Linked DNA regions of Homo sapiens: region 2 is linked to region 1. Evidence: chromatin contacts called from ENCODE Hi-C or POLR2A ChIA-PET data. All regions are on one chromosome and are shown on one strand. The core of a region is the stretch at or near the end of the contact, and the rest is flanking DNA. Distances in the headings are between cores, read along the strand shown.

The links. A loop is a pair of places that touch in the nucleus more often than their neighbours do. ChIA-PET counts read pairs that join two places held with the same protein, here RNA polymerase II (POLR2A). Pooled maps may share reads with other maps.
Region 2: a map of PC-3 shows a loop between it and region 1 (5-fold over the local background). The contact joins two enhancer-like sites. A Hi-C loop is called at or near these places in 1 of 168 maps with a recorded cell type or tissue (PC-3) and 6 of 50 pooled maps. POLR2A ChIA-PET finds 5 or more read pairs at or near these places in 3 of 52 experiments (A673, PC-3 and activated CD4-positive, alpha-beta T cell).

What each region holds. Positions count from the first base shown.
Region 1 is chr10:33,212,939-33,219,235 of GRCh38, forward strand. NRP1 (neuropilin 1) reads right to left here. Exons shown (of 17, transcript NM_003873.7): 9 at 448-779. LOC124902407 (a long non-coding RNA gene) reads left to right here. Exons shown (of 2, transcript XR_007062107.1): 2 at 300-883. Among named protein-coding and RNA genes, the nearest start is that of IATPR, 99 kb to the left of the region's middle. Within about 2 kb of position 3,978, at least 6 of the 41 ENCODE cell types and tissues checked have a DNase peak (open chromatin) inside an H3K27ac peak, as active enhancers do; they include PC-3, where a contact is called at or near this core.
Region 2 is chr10:33,130,574-33,136,870 of GRCh38, forward strand. No RefSeq gene overlaps it. Among named protein-coding and RNA genes, the nearest start is that of IATPR, 17 kb to the left of the region's middle. RefSeq lists an enhancer at 3,194-4,393. Within about 2 kb of position 3,663, at least 9 of the 41 ENCODE cell types and tissues checked have a DNase peak (open chromatin) inside an H3K27ac peak, as active enhancers do; they include PC-3, where a contact is called at or near this core.

The DNA.
Region 1 (6,297 bases), core at 2,728-5,227:
GGGATTACAGGCATGAGCCACTGAGCCTGGCCCACAATAAAAATTTATAAAAGAAACAAAGCACTTAAACTAGGGGTAGGTTTGAGATGGGGGGAGGGCAGACCCAAACGACTGAGTGGTATCTGCAAGGGGTTCTGAGCGCTGGCTGGATGGCTGCTGTCAGCCTTGGGCTTCCCCGTCTCCTGTCTGCATGTTGAGCTGTCTGTCCATCCCTACAGCCAGGGAATGGGACCAGCAATGCAATTCTTTTGCATGTTATCTCAGACATCACTTTTCATGCCATATTCCTGTCTTCCTAGAATCAAGGGTCTTACTGACCCCATCACACACCTCCTCTAATGTCATGGCTGGAAGGAAATAAGAAGCCCTTCCTCGGGAGAATGCCAGAGGCCCTTGATTGAAGTCAAGGACATAAGGGATGACCTCCTCCCAGTCCCCAGCCCTCACCTTCGCCTTGCGTTTGCTGTCATCCATGATCATCTTCCAGTCCGAGCCGTTGTTGCTGTACCCGATCTTGAACTTCCTCATGAACACCTTGTTCTCTCGGTGCTTCCCACCCTGAATGATGATGCCCCTCACGATCTTCTCCTCCCCCAGGTCTATTTGGAGCCACTCATTGATGTAGGAATGAGGTGCGGGTGGAAGTGCCCAGCCAGAGCGACTGGTTACCAGGCGGATGTTTTCAGGCATCCAGTTTCTGTCCCCTTGGTTGGATGATGTGATCTGGGAGTCAGAAATAAGTCCAGACACCATACCCAACATTCCAGAGCAAGGATAATCTGGGAAGTGAAATGAAACAGATAATGTAAAATGATTTCCTGGGCGACTCCATGCTAAGAAATAAAATACAACATATGGAATAAAGACATGATTTTGTACCCAATCATATACAATTTTCAGTCTCTGGATTATTTTACAGTAAATCTTTCCTCCCTCAAACCTTCCTCCTGCTCTGTCAGAATTCCCGTCTCTAAACTCACATCCCAGTAAGGCAAATCTTCAATAAGAACATACATTTCCCCCGCTTTGACATCTTCTAAGTTTAACATTCATATTTCAGTCTCTTTGGTATCCAGAATTCATCCCTGGATCAAGTACTGGCCCTGCTTAAGAGAAGTTCATAGTTTATGATGGATTGGAGATATGCATAGAAGTCAATCCGATAGCAGGAAGGTTGCTAAAACAAAGGTAAAGAGACAGTGATGCAGAGGTAAAGAGAACGAATGCATACTCAGCCTGCAGAGGTAATAGAGGACCTCCCAGGGGAGGTGGCATTTGAATTGAGTGTGGGAGAATAGTGACCATGATCCCCCACAACTGTTCTCCCCACCCCTATTTCTAATTGCATTGGGGACTTTCCACATGAATGTCTCACTGTCATCTCAAATGTACCACAAGCAGACTAAGACAGTCCTTTCCCCTGGATACTGCATCTTTTCACTGAACCCTGTCTTTTAATTGGTGGCATCACCAATCATCCACTTCCTGCCTAGTCATCTCGTCATTTCCGTTTTGCTGCCAAATCCTGTTGTTTTTATTAAGTACAAGAAAGCAACAGAACTCTTGTTGCTACCTTCCTTTCTTCTGGATTTATCCTGATCCGAGCGCTCTGGCCAGGGTGCTACATCAGCTCTTGGTTGGCCTCCCAGACCCCACTTTGAATCTCCACTACACCAACTGCTACTTAAATTTTCAGAAAATGTTGTTTTAAGCATGTCATTCTCATCCTCAAAAATCTCCACTGCTAAGTGAAAGAAGCCCAACAAAAAAAGGACAAATATGGTCTGATTCCATGGATAGGAGTAGCCTATCACTAGATCAGTCAGATTCGTAGAGACAGAAAGCAAAATGGTGGTTGCCAGGGCTTGGGGGAAATGGAGATTGGGAGAGTTAGTGTTTCATGGGTGCAGAGTTTCAGTCTGAGACAATTATAAAATTCTGGAAATAGTGGTGATGCTTGCACAGCAATGTGACTGTACTTAATGCGACAGAATTGTACACTTAAAAATGTACAATGATAAAATTAAAATGGTTAAAAGTGGTTGAAAATTGTTAAAGCGGTAAATTTTATGTTATGTATATTTTACCCCGACAATAGAAAAGAGATATCTTTTGAAAATGTACCATGGTTTTCCATTATTGATAGGAAGATATCAAAACTCGATCTGGCATTCAAGACCCTCATTTTGACTTCATCCCATTTGCCTAATTTGATTTTCTATTACTGACAATACATCTCAGTTAAGCAATTCTCTTCTCATACAGTCTAGACGTCATCCTCATCATTGCCTTTGCTCAAAACCCAGCTTAAGACTCATGAAGAGAACTTTTCAAGCTACTCTAGCTTTTATTCTGAGCTCTCCCTTCTCAGAAATATGATGTAAGTAGCACAGAGCTCAGCATTCCACTGCTCTCTAAGGCTTTAAGATTGTTAGTCATGTACCCACAGCTAGATTATAAGATCTTCAAAGGCAATGAACAGCATCATAGACCTTTTTATGTCTTCTAAAGCAGCCCAAGGAGCTTCTGAGCACAAGGAGAGTATCAGTTGTTGATGAATTCAACGCTGGCTTAATGACAAAATGTCCAACACTTCAAGTATTTTCCTTTAGAAACTGTACATCCTAATCAAGAACATGTGCAAGAATGATAACCTATTTTTCTTTGAAGCAACTCAATTCTGCGTTATATAATAAAAATTTAGCCTAAAAATATAACTACCCCTAAGTGAGAGGCAAACATCTAATGCAATTAAACTAAGTCCACATTATCAGCTGAACCTTAAGAATTCATTACTCAGATACTTTCCACATGAGTTCTATGGTCCAGATCATGTCGTTTCTTTACTCAGACATTCAGTGCCTTCTTGTCTAGAAATTACGCACGTCATTTTCAGTCAGGCATGCAGGCCTTCCATGTCATGTCCTTGCAAGGCCTCTCCCCATTCACTCCTTTAACCAGTGCCAATTGGCATGAAGAACTTCCTTACTTCTGGGAGTTTGGGAGCTTTCTTTCTGTTCCCTCCACAAGGAATTCCCTGTCATGTTACCCTTTTCCATTATCTGAACTGCTTAAAATCCTGACCTGTTTTCAAATGCCACATCGTTTACTCAGTTTTTCTGTTCTCTGCAACTGGACACAGTTTTCCATTTCTGGGCCTCTTCACACCATTTTATCTGCATTTCCCTTCTTTCTTTCTTTCTTTTTTTTTTTTTTTGAGAAGGAGTCTCGCTCTGTCTCCCAGGCTGGAGTGCAGTGGGGCGATCTTGGCTCACTGCAAGCTCCACCTCCCGGGTTCACGCCATTCTCCTGCCTCAGCCTCCCGAGTAGCTAGGACTCCAGGCGCCTGCCACCACGCCCGGCTTATTTTTTGTATTTTTAGTAGAGAGGGGTTTCACAGTGTTAGCCAGGATGGTCTCGATCTCCTGACCTCGTGATGCCTGCCTCGGCCTCCCAAAGTGCTGGGATTACAGGTGTGAGCCACGGCGCCTGGCCCCTCTACACCCCGGCCTTTTTTTTAATTTTTATTTTTAGAGACAGGGTCTCACTCTGTCACCCAGGCTGGAGTGGAGTGGTGTGATCATGGCTCACTGCAGCCTTGAACTCTTGGCCTCAAGCAATCCTCCCACCTCAGTCTCCTGAGTAGCTAGGACTACATGTGGATGCTACCATGATTGGCAATTTTTTTTTTTTTGGTCTCGCTATGTTGCCCAGGCTGCTCTCAAACTACTGGGGTCAAGAGATCTTACCATTTTGGCCTCCCAAAGTGCTGGGGTCACAGGCTTGAGCCACCATATCCAGCCCTCAAATGCTGATGAGCACATTTAGTTCTTTGGAATGCTGCTTTCTGCCTCCCCAGATTTTAACTTCTTTGAGGACACGAACTAAGTCATATTTTTCTGTTTTATATGACTCTTCATGCCCTGTTTTATACATAGTATTTGCTCAACAAATATTTGTTGAATGAATCAACTTAATACAATGAAAGGCAGCTGTCATTTTCTCAATTGCCCTTTCCTGTAACTTAACCACAGTATTTGCTCCAGGCTGGGATCTGGAAACCAAGAATATACTCAGTCGGGATTAAAAAAAGATTTACAAAAACAATTTTACTAAGGGACTATGAAACTGTAGTGTTAAAAATAGAGTGCCATTTTTTGGCCACGGTGTTCATACCTGCCTGATTCCAAACAAGCTTTTAGAAAGGCAATGTTTAGCTGGTAATGGGGACCAGATGTTACCATTTGGAGGCAAACATAATTAACTTGAATACTGTAAGGAGAGCAGAACCGTCACCAGATTAATGCCCTTTCTCTAATGCAGACTCGGCTGGGGCACAGTTTCTGTATTCATAGACTTAGTGATGCCCTGTCCCCATTTAGCCAACATATCCATGGTGCAAAGTGAGACTGTTATTCCTTCCATATAGCTGCCTCATTAAAAAAAAAAAAATGAAGAGGCAACTTGATTTACCTTTGACTGAAAACTATGTGACTCACTTTTAACAATAATTTGCAGAAAAATTACATTAACAATTAATTCAAGGTTTGAATGAGATGCTAGCGTTTAACTCTGTCCCTTCATAGCAGGCTGGTACAGGTCAGCCCGGTGCAGGTCAAACCCTTTGGAAATAGTGTTGCCAGATTTAGCAAATAAACAACAAAACAAGAAACAAGATGCCCAGTGAAATTAGAATTCAGAGAAATAATGAATAATTTTTTAGTACACATATGTCTCAAATATTGCATGGGACATACTTATTCTGAAAAATTATGTCTTGTTTGTCTGCGTCAAATTTAACTGGACATTTTGTATTTCACTTGGCAGCCTTGTTTGGAAAGCTTAAGACCACTTCAGGATGGAAGGGAGAAATGAGTTTTGTAATGGAGGATTGAGGTCGTTATTTTCAGTGATATTATTTTACAGTAAATCTCTGTACTCAGCTTTAATGGAAAAACTGAGGTATACTGGTAAATCAAATATCCAGTTAACCAATTTCCAACGAATGAGAAAGTAATAACTGCATTCGATGGGAGACCCTGAATGAGCATAATTTAATCTCTCCTTGATGACTCAGAAAGTACCTCTGGATATTATGGTGTCTGAGATCATCACTGTGAATTCTGATTGACTTAGGAGCACATGAATATGTGTTGAAGCGCTGGGTAACAGACTTCTGGTTAATAACAGAAGATAGCAGAGTTCAGAGTGTGTTAAGCAGCCATTGCCCAACGTGATTTCCATCTCTGCCAAAATGATGAAGCCTACTTTGTCAAAATAATGAAAATGCCCTTCATCAATCACCTATAAAGCAGAATGGTTTGTTCCAATCTTATTTTCTTTATATCTCTATATGGTGACAAACTCTGAATTTTCCAGGATTACTATATTTCTTTTTTCTTTCTTTTTTTTTTTTTTGAGATGGAATCTTGCTCTGTTGCCCAGGCTGGAGTGCAGTGGCCAGTGGCACAATCTCGGCTCACTGCAAGCTCTGCCTCCTGGGTTCACGCCATTCTCCTGCCTCAGCCTTCTGAGTAGCTGGGACTACAAGTGCATGCCACCACACCTGGGTAATTTTTTGTATTTTTAGTAGAGATGGGGTTTCACTGTGTTAGCCAGGATGGTCTCAATCTCCTGACCTCGTGATCCACCTGCCTCGGCCTCCCAAAGTGCTGGGATTACAGGAGTGAGCCACTGCGCCCAGTCCAGGATTACTATATTTCTAAAAAATAATTTCTGAATCAAAAAATTAGGGTAAAACTTGGGGCTTTAGTGGCTTTGGAAGCCAAGTGATGTGTTCAAGCAGTAACCTTTCATTAGGTAGGCTTAAACAAAATCCAGATTGAATTGTGACTACTCAGCAGGGTGAAAATTTGAGGTCCAGCCGCTTGTTTCTCAGAAGGCGTGCATAAAACTGCACTTCCTTCATTCAAAAGTAACCACCAAGCATTTGTTATGTTCCAGGCATACAGGACACAACAGAAAATGAGGCAAACAGGTCCCCTGCTCTCCTGGACCATCTAGTCCAGCAGGAATACTGTAGTCCTCCTTTCATTAATCTCTACTCAAGGGGACCTTTGATTTTCATTTCAAGAAAATGAAAATTATCTGCTTCTGATAATCAAGAAGAAAAACTTGAAATTACTGTCTTATTAGAGGCTCTGCTTGCTGGGGCATATGCTAGGTTCAATATATTGAGTGCCATGTACTATTTTAGTCTAACGGGTACCATTTAGTGAGCACTTAGTTTAAGCCAGGGGTGTTCCAAATTTCCTCTCATTGACTCCTCATTATAGT
Region 2 (6,297 bases), core at 2,413-4,912, 83 kb before region 1:
GATTCATAGAGCATCCTAGGCTAACATGACTTTAGGCCCGTGAAGCCACTCATGGTTTCTCACAACCCAATCAAAACTAATCTCCCCAGGCCAGATGTGGCAGCTCACTCCTTTACTCTCAGCATTTTGGGAGGCCGAGGCAGGAGGATTGCTTGAGGCCAGGCTTTCAAGACCAGTCTGGGCAACATAGCGAGATCCTATCTTTCTATAAATAAATAAGAATTAGTCTTCCTCACCCTGGCGTATTGACGATAGTTAGCTAACACTATTTATGAAATAGATACCTTTAGTTATAGCTATTGCTGTTCCTGAATGCCCTTTAAAATGACAAATACTTTGAGGATGTGAGCCGTCATGGATATCTCTGTATCTCCCGGTGCCTTTTCACAGAGTAGGCATTCTTCATTGTTATTGCTTAACTACCTGAATCTTGATACTTTTACTCAGTAGCAAAACGGATCATGACCAGTTGGCTCTTTTCAGAATTTATAATGGGGCTATAGCTTTTCCTTCATAGACCTTTAAAAAATTGATTACAGTCCTTTAAATTGGAGTTAAAAGATTGTTATCTTTTTCTTCTCATGAACCATATAACATTTCTATGAGCACAAATGCGTTTTGTGAGTGTTGATGTGAATTCAGAGAATGCTTTAGATCAGCAGTCCCCAAACTTTTGGGCACCAGGGACCAGTTTTGTGGAAGACAATTTTTCCACAGAGAGGGACAGGAAATGGTATTGGGATGATTCAAGCACATTTCATTTATCATTATACTTTCTTTCTTTTTTTTTTTTTGAGACGGAGTCTCGCTTTGTCACCAGGCTGGAGTGCAGTAGCGTGATCTCGGCTCACTGCAACCTTCGTTTCCTGGGTTCAAGCGATTCTCCTGCCTCAGCCTCCCAAGTAGCTGGGACTACAGGCGCACGCCACCAAGCCCAGCTAATTTTTGTATTTTTAGTAGAGATGGGGTCTCACCATGTTGGCCAGGATGGTCTCGATCTCTTTACCTTGTGATCCACCTGCCTCGGCCTCCCAAAGTGCTGGGATTACAGGCATGAGCCACCGTGCCTGGTCTATCATTACATTTTCGTAAGGGGCCATGCAACCTAGATCCATCGTGTGCACGGTTCACAATAGGGTTCGCACTCCTGTGAGAATCTAATGCCATCACTGATCTGACAGGAGGCAGAGCTCAGCTTCCCTTGCTTGCCCACCCCTCATCTTCTTCTGTTTGGTCTAGTTCCTAACAGGCTACAGACTGGTACCTGTCATGGCCCGGGGGGTTGAGGATCCCTGCTTTAGATCACAGCTGATCAGTTTCCCCAGTCTCACACTGCACTTAACTACAGTTTCTCCTTCTGTGTCCCCAGTAGGGGTGGCAGAAAGGGTCACAATGGGGCACAGAGGATGTTACAGTTACCTGAACATGTGCGACTAGTCCACATGGGTGCACACTGTATATGACAGGAAGGCTTCAAGTTCAACCTGGGTTAAATGAAACATGCCATCATTCCATCTTTCTTTCCCGTGCCCTCTTCTGCCGACCTGCTCCCCTTCCTGGGTGTCTGGTTGCAGTGAGTGGCTCTGATGTTCTCCCAGATGACCAACCTCAAAGACCAGTACATCCCCTGCCCCACACTGTCCCCCACATCTGTCTGCTCTGTCTCTTTCCATTGTTACCACCACTGCCTAGGTTTCTAATTATCCACATTTCTTCTTTTTTTTTTTTTATTTAAGCAAGCATCTCACTCTGTTGCCTAGGATGAAGTGCAGTGGCACAATCACAGCTTACTGCAGCCTCAAAGCAATCCTCCCACCTCAGCCTCCCTAGTAGCTAGGACCACAGGCATGTGCCACCAGTTCAGCTATTTCTTTATTTTATTTTTTGTAGAGATGAGGTCTTGGTATGTTGCCCAGGATGGTCTCAAACTCCTGGGCTCAAGCAATCCTCCTGCCTCCACCTCCCAAAGCGCTGAGATTATAGGCATGAGACACAGAGCCCAGCCACTGTCCGCATTTCTTTCCTGGCTTCCTTACTGGGTTCTCTACTTTCACTCTTGCCTTCTTCCTCTCTTCCACCAGCATAAGTTTTAGAAACTGCACTTCTGATCATGCTGCTCTGCTGCTTAAAATCCTTCATGCAGATCATGTAAGACCTTCCTGATCCAGTGCTGCCTTGCCCTCTAGAACCCAGGGTGCCTTTCTCCCCTCTGCAGTTCTACTGCGCCACCTGCAGTTTCTCTCTCCTGTGTTCATGTGTCTACTCCCTCTGAATGGTAGGCTCACACCCTCCACCTGGCCAACTCTTACTAAATCTTGGGCTTCAACTCAAGGATCACCTTCATGGTTCACTCCACCAGGCTGGGCTGTGTGTCCTGCCCAGTTCCTATAGTGCCCTAACTCACTTTTTTAAAAAAATACTTTAAGTTCTGGGGTACATGTGCAGAACATGCAGGTTTGTTACATAGGTATACACTTGCCATGGTGGTTTGCTGAAGCCATCAATGTCATCTACATTAGGCATTTCTCCTAATGCTGTCCCTCCCCTAGCCTCCCACCCCCCAACAGGCCCCAGTGTGTGATGTTCCCCTTCCTGTGTCCATGTGTTCTCGTTGTTCAGCTTCCACTTATGAGTGAGAACATGCGGTGTTTGGTTTTCTGTTCCTGTGTTAGTTTGCTGAGAATGATGCTTTCCAGCTTCATCCATGTCCCTGCAAAGGACATGAACTCATTCTTTTTTATGGCTGTCCATTATTCCATGGTGTATGTGTGCCACATTTTATTTATCCAGTCTATGATTGATGGACATTTAGGTTGGTTCCAAGTCTTTGTTATTGTGAACAGTGCTGCAGTAAACATAAGTGTGCATGTATCTTTACAGTAGAATGATTTATAATCCTTTGGGTATATACCCAGTGATAGGATTTCTGGGTCAAATGGTATTTCTGGTTCTAGATCCTTAACTCACTTTTAACAGAGCTATGGGGGCTTTCAGCTCAGCAGTGGCTCTTCTTAGCAGGGGACTGAATGTGTTCCCTTTGCCAAAGCCTACTTTGCTTTGCTTATGTGATGCTACTTACAGGATTTCCAGATTGTTTTTGGTCTCTTCAACCATTTGCTTTCTTTGGACAGGACAATGCCCAGTGATGAAGATGAAGCTCTTGTTCTTGACATCTAATCCCACACCATGACTAATAAACATGGCATGCTGCAATGGGCATTAATTTATGGGTAACAGAAGCAGATCCAAGCCTTTTAGCTAATTAAATAAAAATGCACCATACAGCAACCATCCTGCCTGCTTGGGTGTAAAATAGAGAGGAGAAAGATGGCATGCTGGTCATTGAGAGATAATTACCTGCAATTTCAGAGCTGGAATCTAGTGACAACATAAGAAAAATAATAACCTCTCTGGCTGTTAGGATTCTCAGTTCTAGCTGCGAGCAAGGAGCAAAGGCACCCACAGACTTGCCAAACCTATGTCAGGAATGACGAATAGAAGGCAGAAATCCACATCCCCAGGTGGTAAAATTGTTATCCACCTTCGTCACCTCTTTCCTAATGGAGGAAGTGAGGACAGGCAGCCTTGGAGTCCTACTTGAATGAGGCCTGGACCTTATGCAGGGTAATAAAAACCAACACGTGGGGCCTGTGCTGTAAGGTGGCAGAGGGCGATGACTCACCCCACTCATGCAGGTTGAGTCATTTCAAGGCAGAGTTGTGCCAGTTCAGTACCCAGTAATATTTTCCAGTCGACGAGTATCAGTGAACAGGAGATAACCAGTCATTTCTAGATTCTGCTCAGAGTCCCAGCTTAGAGGCTCCACCAGCTCAAAGAGACGGGATGGCAAAACAGCCACCTTAATTTCCAGATCATCTGCCAGCTCATCTGCCAGCTGACACACAGCCCATGGCTCCACTATTGCCAGTGCTGTAGCTGCACCAGACCAATCTGGTTCAACTTTTATGTAACAAAGTTGTGATTTGTTTTTCAGTTGCCCGGGACTCCCAGGTTGAAGATCATGAGCATGCCCTGATGAGCCAAGGCATGCAACCACAGGGGAACCTAAGTGCTTGGACTGAGGAGTGGGGACTGAAATAAGAAGCGGACACTGCAGGGCAGGATCAGGATCCAATCAGATCGAGCCCTGGCATCACCTCATGGCAGGATCTAGTCAGATCGTGGCTTTTGACATCACTTCATTGTGAAATCCAATCAGATCACACCTTATTACCCTATCCTTATAAAACCGGACCTAGCCCCCAGCTCGAGGAGGCACTGCTTTGGGAGTTATCCCAGGTGTTCTTGTTACTAGTTGCAAGGAATAAAATCCTCTTGCTAAATCCTCCTTGGTTGTGCAGATGTTGGCATGGATGTGGAGAGAAGGGAACACTTACGCTTTGTTGGTGAGGATGTAAATTAGCTCAACTCTGTGATAAACAGTATGGAGAGTTTTCAAAGAACTAAAAATAGAACTTCTACTCAACCCAGCAATCCTATGAGTGCATGAGTGGGTATCTACCCAAAGGAAAAGAGACCATATAAATAATATACCTATTTATTGCAGCACTATTCACAATAGCAAAGTCACGGAACCAAGCTGAGTGCCCATCAGTGGTTGACTGGATAAAGAAAATGTGGTCTATATACACCATGGAATACTAATGAAAATAATGATTTCATTCTTTTTATGGTTGTGTAGTATTCCATGGTTTATATATACCATTCTTGCGGCAATGTGGATGGAGCTGGAGGCCATCATCCTGAGTGAACTAACTGAAAAACAGAAAACCAAATACCGCGTGTTCTCACTTATAAGTGGGAACTAAACAATGGGTACGAATGATCATAAAGATGGAAATAATAGACACTGGGGGCTCCAAAAGCAGAGAGGATGGAAGAAGGACAAGGGTTGAGCACTTACCTGTTGGGTACAATGTTCACTACTGGTATATTGGGGACACTGGAAGCCCAATCCCCACTGGTATGTAATATACCCATGTAACAAACAAATATATGTACCTCCTGAATCTAAAATAATCAATCAATCAATCAATCCTCCTTGGTTGTGGTCATTGGGTTGATATCTGCCAAGTAACCACTGAGCTAAAATTGGGAGCTTTTACATATTCGGTATGTTTCTTTTTTCTTTTCTTTTCTTTTTTTTTTTTTTTTTTTTGATATGGAGTCTCACTCTGTCACCCAGGCTGAAGTGCAGTGACATGATCTTGGCTCACCACAACCTCCACCTCCCAGGTTCAAGTGATTCTCCTGCCTCAGCCTCTCAAGTAGCTGGGATTACAGGCACCTGCCACCACGCCCAGCTAATTTTTGTATTTTTAGTAGAGGTGGGGTTTTATCATGTTGGTCAGGCTGGTCTCAAACTCCTGATCTCAAGTGATCCATCTGCCTTGACCTCCCAAAGTGCTGGGATTACTGGCATAAGCCACCATGCCTGGCCCATTTTCAGTGCATTTCTGTGTTTAAAGGATATCACATAACTGAAATAACATTTTTTATAAACCATGCAACTTGGCTCTACTGGGTGAAGCTCACGTTAGAGGCCAACTTTCAACATATTTAAACTATGGAAGCCCCCAAAAGAGCAACTTACGTTAAAGGTGACTTATAGCAGAGGTAGCTAGGCTCAGTCCAGACTGGACAGTGCTCTCAAAGTTTATGTGCAGAGGCGGCAGTACCCAGGCAAGTCTTTGAAAGTCCCGGCTTAGAACTTGGCACAATCACCTTAGAGATTGTTCACTGCTACAAATGCAGGCATTGATGCAGGGGTGGGGCAGAAAGACGGGGGAGTGGGAGCCTTGCTGCTAATTGGTTTAGTCTAAGATCAAGCCTAACCTCCCTTGGCCCACACAACTGTTACTATTAAGTGAGACTGAAACTAATCAAAACTATTTACACAGATGTGCCAAGCCTGGGAGATGAAGCAATTATGTGCCCAGACCCATGTTGATGAGTAATTTGTGGCAAACTCCTCTGTATAAGAGGGGGTCATGTAGTAGCAAAGTGGGGTTGTTTTGAAGAGAAAGCCTGCTGATGTGAAACGAAGAGCTGACTTGGATTCCACATGATAGGAGACAGGTATATGCTTGGAGTGCAGCCTCTCCAGGGGAAACTGAGGGAGGGATGGGGGACTAAGTGATCTGCAACTCACTCATGAAAACCCATTTCAACCCAAAACAGACCTAACCTCCTCCACCTTCCATTAAGTAATTTATCAGGGTTTTAAAAGAAGAATCCATATTTCTTACACTTCCTTTCTGTTGGACAATGCAGTGA